Regions from separate parts of the Homo sapiens genome. Here region 1 is linked to region 2. Evidence: chromatin contacts called from ENCODE Hi-C or POLR2A ChIA-PET data. All regions are on one chromosome and are shown on one strand. Each heading gives the region's core, a stretch centred on a gene start or an enhancer-like site at or near the end of the contact. The rest is flanking DNA. Distances are from core to core; before and after follow the strand shown. Region 1 overlaps REEP3 (receptor accessory protein 3). Region 2 overlaps REEP3 (receptor accessory protein 3).

Evidence for each region. A loop is a pair of places that touch in the nucleus more often than their neighbours do. ChIA-PET counts read pairs that join two places held with the same protein, here RNA polymerase II (POLR2A). Pooled maps may share reads with other maps.
Region 1: a map of PC-3 shows a loop between it and region 2 (4-fold over the local background). The contact joins two enhancer-like sites. A Hi-C loop is called at or near these places in 1 of 168 maps with a recorded cell type or tissue (PC-3) and 2 of 50 pooled maps. POLR2A ChIA-PET finds 5 or more read pairs at or near these places in 8 of 52 experiments (AG04449, BJ, CD4-positive, alpha-beta T cell and 5 more).

What each region holds. Positions count from the first base shown.
Region 1 is chr10:63,586,378-63,592,791 of GRCh38, forward strand. The region is part of intron 2 of REEP3 (receptor accessory protein 3); the gene reads left to right. LOC105378329 (a long non-coding RNA gene) reads right to left here. Exons shown (of 4, transcript XR_001747467.3): 4 at 5,405-5,491. Among named protein-coding and RNA genes, the nearest start is that of REEP3, 68 kb to the left of the region's middle. RefSeq lists a silencer at 2,432-2,726. Within about 2 kb of position 2,239, at least 3 of the 41 ENCODE cell types and tissues checked have a DNase peak (open chromatin) inside an H3K27ac peak, as active enhancers do; they include PC-3, where a contact is called at or near this core.
Region 2 is chr10:63,553,331-63,560,201 of GRCh38, forward strand. The region is part of intron 1 of REEP3 (receptor accessory protein 3); the gene reads left to right. Among named protein-coding and RNA genes, the nearest start is that of REEP3, 35 kb to the left of the region's middle. Within about 2 kb of position 1,586, at least 12 of the 41 ENCODE cell types and tissues checked have a DNase peak (open chromatin) inside an H3K27ac peak, as active enhancers do; they include PC-3, where a contact is called at or near this core.

The sequences.
Region 1 (6,414 bases), core at 989-3,488, 34 kb after region 2:
CATATTCTTCAAAAGAACTTGCCTAATTATAAGAGCATATTTCCTTGGAAAATCAATTTCTTTTGATTTTTAAATGACTTTAAGATTCCATTTGAGGATTATTTTACTTATATATTTTTATTTTAAATGAAAATATTCATCACATTTCTTTAGTCACAAAAAATATAGTAGGTAAAGTGCTCCAGTAGTGAAAATGATTGCCATTTCATTGTGACCACTTTCAAGAGAAGTTTATTACCAAATAATTAGAAAAAAAATGGAAATTATAATCTCACTTGTTAAGTTAACCCAGTTCATTCGTTCTTTTTTTAAAAAATTAATTTTTTATGGTAGGGGTAGAGATGGGGTCTTGCTGTGTTGCCCAGGCTGGTCTGGAACTCCTGTGCTCAAGCAATCCTCCCACCTAAACCTCCCAAAGTGCTGGGATTAAAAGCATGAGCCACGACACCCGGCTTATTAATTCTTTTAATAAGTATTTTTGAGCTTCTGTTTTGTGCCAGGTACTGTACAAGGCATTAGATACACTCTTGGCAAAGAAAACAAAGTAAGCAAAATAAAACATCAAACATCTTTGTTTATAGAGTTTTCCTACTGACGTTTATGCATGTTTTTTTTTTTTTTGCATTTTATTCACTGGCCTCCCACTCAGAATATATTTACTTGAAATATTGTGCCTATTTCTAACAAGTTCATTTATCTGATTTCTTGGCCTATTGAAAGTAGAAGAGGATTGCTGCTGAAACCATGTAGACTGAATGCAGATGATAGCTAACAAATTCACACAGACTTCACACTTGCCAAGGGATCACAATAATAATTTAAAATGGTATTCCTCTAGCTCTGCCTCTGTCTGCTGCATGAGAACATCAATCCTTCCTACCCTTCATTTCTTTCCAAAATACTTCCCTGAGGATATCTCAACCACAGTTGCTTAAAATGTGGTCCCCTTCTCCATTTCTCAATCATTGTAGCACTGTCACGACCAGTCCGGGCATTAGCCCTGCCACAGATGGCAGCTAATAGTACTATGACCAGTGCCTAACTAATTCTGGAACCACTGCTGCTGTGGCCTTGCTCTCTCATTATTACAGAGATTAGTGTAACCTCTTATACTGCGGTAGGCTAAGCCGCTATGATCATAGTATGTAACAATAATGCAATGACTGAAGAACTATAGAAATCTATTTCTTTTTCACATAAAAGTCCTGGTTAGGTGCTCATTTCATCAAGAAGTTCTCCCCACACAACTATTAATATTTGAAAACTCAGATTCTACCCATCTTCAACACATAGCTTCCAAGGGTGCTCTGCTCCCTGCCATCCCAGCCAGTAGGAAGGAAGAGCAAGTGGAAGAGACACCCCCACTTCTCAAAAGCCTCACCTCATATTCTTTTGGTGAGAACTCAACAGATTCCTCATCTACCTGCAAAGAGGGGCTGAGGAACCCAGGCCCTGGCTCAGCCATTTTCTAGCCACACTCTGTCATTCTACCTTTTATGGACAGCAGTACATCATATCCATACTTCTCTTGTTTCATTGTCCTAGACTTTTCATACTTGTTTCATTGTCCTAGACCTTTCATTATAGCCCTTGCACCAGCACCCAGAACTGGTGAAGGCACCATTGGTCATAGTCTGTTCCAGGTCTTCCCTAGACAGCTCCCTTTCCCATCCTTAAAAACATCTTTTCTAAACATTTACTGCTGTTGTGAAATCCACTCACCTTCCCACTCATGTCCAGCCTTAACAGCTAATATGCCGCCTACTGCAGAGTAAAGGTAGAGGGCCTAACCCATGAACCCTTCAACTCTCTTCTGGACACAGCCACTCTTTTCTTCCTTTCTATCTGTCCCAGAGGAAGAGGTATCCCTGCTTCTTTCTTGAGCCCACTCTTTTCCCTCTGTGTTCCTAATCTTATTCTTGTCTATCTCATCCAGGATCTTGTTCCATTAAATATTCCTGCTTTCTCATAATTTGAATCTCATTATCTCTCCAGTATAACGTTAAATCCTTGAGAACATAAACATGCTTTCGTGTTGCTTCATGCTATTTTTTATTCCTTCTCCTTAAAAAAAAAAGATATCTTAAAAGATTAATTTATATGTACTCATCATGTTTTTACCTCCTATCTACTTTCTAGCCTTTTGCAGTTCTTACCAAAAGGAACACATTAAGCTATGTGCATTCCCACATTCATTCACCAATCCATCAACATACATTTATTTACACCTTTTATGCCAGGCACAGATGATTCATCAGTGATCAAAATAAAAGTCTTTGTCATCATGGGGTTTACATTCTACTAGGGAAAAAGCAGAGGAAGAGGGGAAAGCAAATATTTGTTAGATGTGCTTATGATATGTGATACATGCTAAAGAGAAAAATAAAGCAGAATAAGGAAGTTAGGATTTTGATATTTTAAAGAGGGTAGTCAGGAAACGCCTCTCTGATAGGAGATATTCGAACACAGACCTGAAGCAAGTGAGCAAGCTCTTCACATGGATAACTGGGGGAAATGCATTTTAGACAAGGAAACAGCATGCAAAAGGCCTCGAGGCAGGAGCATATCAGCACATACCAGGGCCAGTAAAAGAGCAGGTGTGGCTGAAGCAGAACAGAACAGGAGGTGCAGTAGCAGGTGAGGGCAGAGAGATTGCTGGAGCCACGTAGATACACAGGGCTTTCCAGGCTATAGTAAGCAATGATTGGGAACCATGGGAGGGGTTTGAGCAGAGGAATGGCATGATTTGGCTTCTGTTTTAAGTAGGCACCCTGACTGTTGTATGCAGAATAGAGTCAAAAAAATGGAGTGACCAGTTAGGATGCCACTGAAATAATCCAGACAGGAGGTGATGGTCATTTGAGCTGACGAGGTAATGAAAAATGATTTCTATTCTGGGTGTTTCAAAGGGCTAACAGGTTTAGTAGTGCTGGAACCTTCTATTTTCCCCTCCAGTGGAGCTTTTCCTCCACTCTCCATACTTCTCTGCCCGGCTGCTTATGGCCCAGGAGACTGGTCTATACAGGCTGGATCATCTCTGGCCTCCTTTGGGTTTGGCCCATGAGAGGCCCCTGCACAAGATCAGAAGACAGGAAAAGCATGAGGTCACAATATTTGTTCTCCTAGCCCCCTCACTGCCACCACCAGTTAGCTGTGACCGTGGCTCTCACCTGCTTACCATCTTTGGGTTCCAGGAAGCCTTTTCCTCCCCTACCTCCTTCTCACCTAGATATAATACCAGTTCCTGCAGTGGCTTGCTCAGGGGCACGCCACTATACTTTATTGGTGTTCTTGAACCTTGCACACAGATTTATAAATAATCCCTTTAGTAAGCTTTCCTCCAAATATTGGGATTTTGACCCATACTGGGAGCTAGGACGTCTAATGTACTAAGAACAGCAGAACATCTTTTTTTTTTTTTTTTTTTTTTTTTTGGAAACGGAGTCTTGCTCTGTTGCCCATGTTGGAGTATAGTGTCATGATCTCACCTCACTGCAGCTTCCACCTCCTGGGTTCAAGCGATTCTCCTGCCTCAGCCTCCCAAGTAGCTGGGATTACAGACACGCACTACCATGCCCGGCTAATTTTTGTATTTTTAGTAGAGAGGGGGTTTCACCATGTTGGCCAGGCTGGTCTGGAACTCCTGACCTCAAGTGATCCGCCCACCTCAGCCTCCCAAAGTGCCAAGATTACAGGCGTGAGCCACCGCACCTGGCCCAGAACATCTTTTTAAATTAGGGACGGGATCTCATTATATTGCCCAGGCTGGCCTCGAATTCCTGGGCCAAAGCAGTTCTCCACCTCAGCTTCCCATGTAGCTTGAACTACAGGTGCACTCACGCATTTTAAAAATCATGGTTATTTACTTGTTTTTCTGCCCAGTGAAATGTTGAATCCTTGAGAATGGAACTATCATGTTTATGTTTCTATTCCCATGCCATGAGGCAGGTAGGATTTGCTTACAGTTGAATCAGTGAGTGTTATTTTTAATGTTGCCACCTGAGTCCTCAAGAATTGACTAAATTATGTTTTACATGAAAGATTAATGAAAAGGAGGGTATATGTGCATGTGTCCCCATCTTAGTGCTTATAGGTGTAAACTTCACCTTGTTGGATAATTAAGTTCTCTGGGATCAAGGAAATTTTTTTTTTTTCCTTGACTTGTGTATAGTTATCGACTAGGCTACATAGAAGGGAGGTGCAGAATATTCAGGCAATTCCTATGTTATGTGAGCCTCCTATAATACAAGCCCCCTTTCTGAAAATGAACTGTCATCTGGGTTGAAATTGTGCACCACTGGGAATGGGGGACTTGTAGATTGACAAGGGCCAAAGGGACTTTTAAGGAAATATTGGGTATAGCTTTCTCATTATTCATTGTTCTTGTGAAGATATCTAAACAACAGTTTGTTGATTTTACCAATTGTTTCCGAACTGGAAAGAAATACGATTTGTTCTCACTTCCCCGATAATATATTTCTATCAATAAAGTTAGTAACCTTTTTTCCCAGTAGCTTAAAAGGTGATTTGTGATTTATTAAAGTCACTTGATAAATTACTGACTTCTATTTACATATTTTAACAGCAATTCTTTATATTATATTTGGTTACATATGTTTATAAGATAGTGTATTGGTTTCCTTTCAATTTTTTGGTATTAATACTACATTCTGTTATCAATGTTTTTTGTTGATCTAAAGAATATTTCCTTTATCTTCACATACATTTAGGTTTTGTGTTTTTGTTTTTGTTTTTTTTTTTTTTGACCTTGACTTCTTTCTGCTATTTCTTTTGAGCAAAACCTTAAACAGCAGGCTGAATGGCCTTGAGGTGTAGTTTTAATAAAAGCATCACTGAGTAATCATTTGGTATAAACTCCCAACCAAATACATTAATGGAAAAAAAGAAAGCAATATATTTTCAAGGTTAACTTTCTTTATGGTTGCTTCCATGAATAATACATGGTCATTGAATTTATTTAATTTTTGCCTGTATTCAACTATATTTAAGGTTCATATTTCTGATGAGAACAAAAAAAATCATAGGTTCAAGAGACCAAATTGTCAAAGAATTTATTAATTAAAGACAAATTAAAGCCATGGGGTTTGCATATGTAGAACTGTAGTCAATTCACCAGGAAAATGCCTAGAAATACCCTATTGATTAGATAGTTTGCTGTTGGGTATTTAACTAAAAGTTGAAGCCTTTTCTCTCTCTTTTATTTTTGACACTATTAAATATTCTCACAACCTAAACAGATAATTTTTACTTTCTTAGGAAAAAACATATATTTTAAAGCACATATTTATTTTGTGAGTTTTAAAATTAATTTGATGACTTCATCTGAAAATTGAATAAGCACTTAACTGAAGCACAGCTACTTTTGAAATCTTCAGAATGTGCAGCAGCTCTAATTCATTCCACAATTCGTCATTCAGGGAATGTCAGCAAATGGCTACCGTCTGTACAGTCCTTTTGCCTCTACTCAACCCTATTAACAAGTAAATTAAAACAATTTGTGGAGCATTACTTATAGTTGTTATCCCCTTGGAAGATCACAACCATCAACACAGTTGTAAAATAATGAAAACGTGAAATAATGAAAAATAGAAAGTAGTTACTTAAATGCTTTTATTTTTCTGTGAATTTATTAAATTTTCTGTGAAGTGAGCCATATTTCACTTAAGCCTCCACTTTCCTGGGAAAGGAGGTGATAATATGTACACTGAGGTCTCTGTGCTGAGTACTGGAGAGGGAGAGAGCCAGGAAATCCTAGAGAACTGGAGAGACTGGTCTGATGGCAGCCGCTTGTTTAAAAAGCTGCATCCTTTGGGCTTCAAGGTGGACTGTTCCTCCTTCAGCCATTTCCTAGTGCAGTGATCTTGAGCAACTTATTGATTTTGGCCCTTTGTAAAATGAGAGGAGTTCACCATATTACTTATTTTCAAACCCTTCTCATAGAACACAAGGGTTTCTTAGAGTCTCCCCAAGAGTCTAGGGCAGTATAAATGAGAGACTCAGCCAGAACAGTTTCTCTTGTAATGTATTTACAGGGTTTTTTGTTTTTTGTTTTCGGTAAAGGGTTGTTTAGTTTAAAAAAGCATGATGATTCCCCAAATCCCTGCTAGCTTAACAAAAAAGCACACGGTTCAGTTTGTAGTCATTTTTTCCTTCGTTTCTTTTTAGGAGGGAGGCCTATAGTCAGGATTGACTCTAAAAGATAACCTTATGGGCCGGGCGCGGTGGCTCATGCCTGTAATCCCAGCACTTTGGGAGGCTGAGGCAGGCAGATTGTCTGAGGTCAGGAGTTCGAGACCAGTCTGGCCAACATGGTGAAACCCCGTCTCTACTAAAAATACAAAAAAATTAGCCAGGCATGGTGGCGTGCGCCTGTAATCCCAGCTACTCAGGAGG
Region 2 (6,871 bases), core at 336-2,835:
AAATCATCACAAATTTAATTTTCATTAAAAAGCGATAGCAAGTTCACTGATGTATCCCTAGTGATAGAAAAACACAGTGCCTTGACATGTAGTATGCCGTCAGTGATACCTGTTATTGTTTAATGGAGACTTAAAAGATTGTTTGAAAGCAAAATATTAAATTAACCTGGTGAAGCGTTTTCATGCTCATTGGTGAAGTGCCTGTAGGTGACTGTAGCTTAGACTGTACATTAGGTATGAATGTTCTATGGGAGGGCTTGGCCAGAATTTTATATCTGAGTTCAGTTTAGAGAAGTTCACTTTGTGGTCATGTGATACTGAATGAATTGCACAGAATAGGGTAGAATTTGTGTTTATGGCTTTCCTTACTCATCCTCCTTTAATTTGTAGAGACGGATGTATTTCAGGAGAGGAAATTTTTTGCAATGTTTTCACAATTGTTTGTACATGTTTTTTCTTCACCAGAAGCTTTTTAAAACTTAGATTGGCCGGGGGCGGTGGCTCACGCCTATTTGTAATCCCAGCACTTTGGGAGGCCGAGGCGGTTGGATCACAAGGTCAGGAGATCGAGACCATCCTGGCTAACACGGTAAAACCACGTCTCTACTAAAAATACAAAAAATTAGCTGGGCGTGGTGGCAGGCGCCTGTAGTCCCAGCTACTCAGGAGGCTGAGGCAGGAGAATGGCGTGAACCCGGGAGGCAGAGCTTGCAGTGAGTGGAGATCGCACCACTGCCCTCCAGCCTGGGTGACAGAGCAAGACTCCGTCTCAAAAAAAAAAAAAAACCTTAGATTGCAATTGAACTTTCACGTTATCTTTAAGTCAGTGGGCCTAATGGTAAGTTCAAATTTTACACATCCTGTGCTTAAGGGGCTAAATAAAGTAAACAACTCCTCTGAGTCAAGAGTTACTCAGGAATCAGGAATTGGTCAGATCATGAGTAATCATTTGATAGGAATTAAAGGGTGTGATGATTGTTGATTAAAGACATGCATATTCCTTTATGTAGACTTAGTATACAATCAGAAAATGGGTCTCAGATATTTTTTTTATATGACAGTAGTATGCCTGTGGAATTACAATTGTTTAGAGAACTTCGGAATATTGACATCATCGAACTGTTAATATTGGGGATCTGCTATGAGCTATACATTGTATGAAATACAGGTTTTCTTTGGGGGACAGTTTTTTGGTATAGAGGAAAGAGCACAGGTCTTCAAATTAGAAGTTCTATGTTTTGGCTTTAACACTTGCTATGTGCTTAATTCATAAGATCATTAATCTCTCTAAGCCTTACTTTTATCATCTGTAGAACTAGAACAATAGCACCTACCTCGCCTATGAATTTTCTGTGTGTAATGACAATCAGGATGGAAAAATTGCAGCTGGAAAACTGTGGAGTGCTGTAGATTGTAGGGACCATTGTCTTCTTTCAGCCCTATGAGCCATTCTGTGGTACTCTACCCACAGGATGCTGAGTTACTGGAGTGCTTCAAGGGTTTGTAGCCCTTGATTCTACAGTGTACTCTGTTCCAAGTTCAGCATTCTTCTAAACATTTTTTTGTTGGGGTCTACCACATGGTAGGCCCTTGTGGTTGTAGTGGGGCGTGGCTAGTGGGGAGAGAGTGAGGAGATGAGGAAGTTTGAGTCTGAGTTGCTGTAGCTTGATTTTTTTTCCCCTCTAGTTTCATCTTTACCTTTCCTTTTAGAATAGAAATTATAGGCTCTGGAGTAAAATTAGAAATGTAGCTCCAATTTAGCTAAGTTTAGCTCTAACATGAAAATTCCAAGTTTCATAGCTTTTGATGAGTATTATGAAAAACATAAAGTCTTTCAAAGGAATTTCCACTGTCTTTTTCTCTCCTTCATGGTTTTAAACATGGGGACCTTTGGTTATAGAATTCAGGATTTGGGGCTGTTGTTGTTTTTTTCCCCATGGGTTTGACTCTTTCTCCTTGTATGGAATTTTCATATTTTTCTTTAAGGTTTAGTCACTTAACCATTGTTTTACTAAATGGGAATTCTCTACTGACAGAGATTTTTAGCAACAAATGTATTTTTCTTAAAATTTGTGTAAGACAAAAATTACATATTATTTTGGCAGTGATCATGCATGACCTTTGCTACCTGATGGCTGCCATGGCAGAAAAACTCATGTAGGAAGTTTATCACAGGGAGAATATACACAGGTACCTTGGTTATCAGTAGACTTTGCACTACTTGTAACCATTTAGTCTACTCTTTGTAACTCTCTCTTCTTTTATCATGATGTCTTACATTTATTTTTGCATCTAAGTGAAGGATAGAGCGTGGCAAAAGTCCAGATAACCTATAATGACTTTCACATTACTTTAAAAAATCCAGTTAACCAACGTACTGTACTGACAACATATTGCTTAATCATAATCAGTTTTAATCCAACACCAAACTAAGCATAATATTGTCACACATTGGTTTGTTGAAGATGCAGAATTTAGAAATTCAGATCCTTGAGCCCTACTGCCAAAAATCCTCCTTCCCAGTTGATTATTTTACATAGACAGGTTTGGGAGCTACTGAACCATTTGTAAGGGGCACTTTTCAAATAATTGTCAAGGGTTTAAAATTCATCAGAGGATTCTACAATCAGTGAAAATAAGTTGTCTTAGGAACCTGTTAACTGCATTTATCTCTTTATTTATGAAGTTCCTAAGAAACATTTCCTCTGGGGGAAAAATGCTACCTTGAAAAAAAACCAGAAAACCATTCTTATAAACTATTTCTGGGATTCCTCATTGAGATTAAGATTCTGATTTTATTTTATTATTTATTTATTTATTTGAGACAGAGTCGCTCTGTCACCCACTGCAACAGAGCTCACTGCAACCTCCGCTTCCCAGGTTTAAGCGATTCTCCTGCCTCAGCCTCCCAAGTAGCTGGGATTACAGGCGCGGGCCACCATGCCCGACTAATTTTTTTTTTTGTATCTTTAGTAGAGACAGGGTTTCACCATGTTGGTCAGGCTGGTCTCGAACTCCTGACCTCAAATGATCCGCCCACCTTGGCCTCCCAAAGTGCTGGGATTACAGGCGTGAGCCACCATGCCTGGCCTATGATTCTATTTTTTAAATTCATTACAGTCTATATTAATATTAGAGAACTAATACTCAAACAGAATTTGAGTGAACTATTATAAATGACAGAAAAATTTGCCCTCTCTCTTAATTTTACATGAAATCATTTTTAAAATTGGTGGGGTTTTTGTTTTGTTTTGTTTTGTTTTGTTTTGTTTTCTGTTTGCTTGTTTTTTTTTTTGTTGTTTTGTTTTTTTTTTTTTTTTTTTGAGACGGAGTCTCGCTCTGTCGCCCAGGCTGGAGTGCAGTGGCGGGATCTCGGCTCACTGCAAGCTCCGCCTCCCGGGTTCACGCCATTCTCCTGCCTCAGCCTCCCAAGTAGCTGGGACTACAGGCGCCCGCCACTACGCCCGGCTAATTTTTTGTATTTTTAGTAGAGACGGGGTTTCACCGTTTTAGCCGGGATGGTCTCGATCTCCTGACCTCGTGATCCGCCCGCCTCGGCCTCCCAAAGTGCTGGGATTACAGGCGTGAGCCACCGCGCCCGGCCTTTGCTTGTTTTTTGATCCCAGGGTCAAGCCAGGAAACTTGGTTGTTATAATGGGCTGCCTTTTTGATTTCACTAAATTCTGTGAATTCTCCCTATGTATAGTGTTCCATTGTCCTCCCAATAAAAACATACTATAGTTTCCCTTGGCTAAAACCCATGTAGGCAGTGGTGTGCCGGTAATGCTTGACAACTGAGGGAAAGAGGACTGATTCATACAATTTGCTAATTTCTGTGATGTAAAGTACTGCCTACAATAGCCTAGTTCAAGCTCGCAGCGTGACCTCACTGAATGTGGAGCTGGAAAGAAATGCACACAGCACACTTAGTATTTCTAGTATTTCCACCATACAGATAGAATAGAAGTATATAACTTGAAGAGCATAGTAAAATGTAAAATAATTAGGAATAAATATAATTAGAAAATAATGAGTTTTTGACTATTTCCCTTTGTCTTTAATAAATGTTATATGTATAACTTATCTTACTGTTTGGATACCAAATAAACTGTTTCCATGCTTATCTTTGGGAAATGCCACTGTTTCAAAATGGGAGGTTTTTGCTTAGCGTTTTCTTCCTTATTCTATTGTTTAAATTAATTACCTACGTTAAATTTATCAACAACAAAGAAGAAGCTCTCCAGGTGATTTTGACGTGTTGCAGGGTTGGGGACCAGTCTTTTCTTGGTTTGCCTGGCACCTTAGAGCTGCATTTTGTGCTTAATTACACTGACTACTACATTTTAACTGTTTATGCTCTGTTATGTTCTTTCAAATGATTTGAGAATTTTTTTTCCAAATTGATATGTTAAATTATAAAGAAAAATAACAGAATTGAGACTAGAAAATAGCAATCAAAGAAAATAAAAATTTGGTGAGTACAAATATAAATATGCCAGTTCTGAGGACCACAAGTGTTGATATAGTAGAACAACAGATTTGATTCTGAGTTTCCTGGCAACCCATGGAGGGAAGCAAGGAATAATATAATTCTTTTCAGATGGAAGGAAGGCATCAATTTCTCAAAGAAAGCTAAGCATTGCATTGTACTGAATTTCAGAGTAAATCTCTCATATGAAATTTCATATGTAGGGATACTGACTAATAAAATAGTGCCGTATTTCTCTACTTCTTATGGATTTTATAGAGCAGATTATTATAATATACTTCAAAAAAATCAAGAATGTAGTATGACTTTCCCCCCAAAGGAGACAGGTGTAATAATTTAGGAATATAACCTAGTAATCAAGTTAGAATAACATCACCTAGAGGAATAAAGATTTACAACAATGTTGGCAAAAGATGACAGATAGGTTTACCTAGCTCCTGTCCTTGGTTAGCGTGAGGTTATGGTGCTGTGTTGACAAGAATTCTGAGACCAGGGTCAGCAGAAACAAATGTAGGGAATGCCTAGCAATCTCTGACTTGATCACAAGAAGGAGGAGTAGCACAGTTACCTCTGCATCTTTGCCATCCTTACTTCACATCTTATGTAAATTTCATGGGTTTTAGATGGTATCTCTAGTATAAACTGGATTACTAATGGAGTTTATACTCTTCGATAAGAGGCTGGAGGCCAGGCACAGTGGTTCACACCTGCAATCCCAGCACTTTGGGAGGCCGAGGCAGACAGATTGCTTGAGACCAGGAGTTTGAGCCCAGCCTGGCCAACATGGCAAGACCCCCCTCTCTACAAAAAAATACAAAAATTAGCCAGGCATGGTGGCACTTGAACCCAGGAGGCGGAGGTTGCAGTGAGCCAAGATCATGCCACTGCGTTCCAGCCTGGGCAACAGAGCAAGACTCTGTGTCAAAAAAAATAAAAAATAGTTTTAAAAAAGAGGCTGGAGTGTTGTATTTTGTATTGATTTTTGAGAGTGTATATAGTGTGTGTGTGTGTGAATTGTGACTAATTTATTCTAATGAGCTTGGGACATGTCTTCCATCATTCCAATTTTTGATCCTCTAGTTTATTTTGTTTGTTTAATATTAGCTATCCTATTTTAGTTTACCTCTAGTCTCATTGAGTTGTTTTTAGTCCCTTAGTCTAATAGTACACTGTAATTAATTTTTTTGTTGTTGTTTAGAAGCATGATTCTGAAAGCCATGAAATAAGGGGAATTTGGCTAACTAATTCTTGCATAAGTGTGGTCATATTACATTTAAGTAATATGTAGATTATCAGCAATAAATTATTTGTTATATTTATTTTTAACAAGCTACAATTTAAATTATTTTGTCATATTAGAGAGGGAATTTGTAATCTAAAGAAAATTTCAGGGGAAAGTATAGCTAGTTCAGAAATTAATTATTAACACTACTAACTATGATATTTATGGATTTTTCTCCATTTTAGTAGTGATTTATACACTGCATAATTGTTCTAATCCATACCTTATTACCTTAGAAATACAATTCATTTTTCAAACAGAATGTCTGTTAGCTACTCTTTTACTTTACTTAATTCATCTGTTGACTTTTTTCTTATTTTTTTAAATAGTCCTGAAATGGATATTTTCATACATTCTTGGTAGTAATATGTATAGGTGTTACCCTTCTAAAGAGCACGTTGGCAGAGGACCTTCAAAATTGACCCAGTTATTTCACTTCTAGGAAAATATCATTAGGAAGTAGAGATTTTAAGTGTGAATTCTGGAGTAAGAGTGCCTGGCTTTGAATGCAGCCGACAGACTTACAAATTATATGACCTTGGGTTAGTTTCTTACCTTTTTAAGCCTCAGTCTTTGCATCTGTAAAATTGGTTTTAAAATAACACCCATCTCTAGTTGTTGTTGTGAAAATCAAGTGATATAAGTAAAGTGCTTAACATTGTGGCTCTTATGAAATGTCAATAAATAATTGCTGTTGTTAATAATCATAGAAAGATTGTTCGTAGCATTAGTTAAAATAGAAAACAGGTAGGAAAGGATTTGAATGATTTTCATTTATATAAGGGAATACTATACCATGTAGTTGTTAAATAATATTTTTAAAGAATATTTAAAGACATAAGAAAATGCTGATAATGTAGCATTGAGTGAAACAGAAGGATAAAAATCTCTATATGCTCTAAGGTGTTAATTATGTTTTAAATTATCTTCTAATGATGTTATAAAATATTGTTTTTAAAATGTTAATTATGTTTACAAGTAATGATTCTTAAAAATATAGAAAAAATCTGGAAAAGGGGGCTCACTGTTAATAATTCTTAAAACTAGGTAATAGGTAATGGAGATTTATTATATTCATACTATTCTATTTCTACATATTT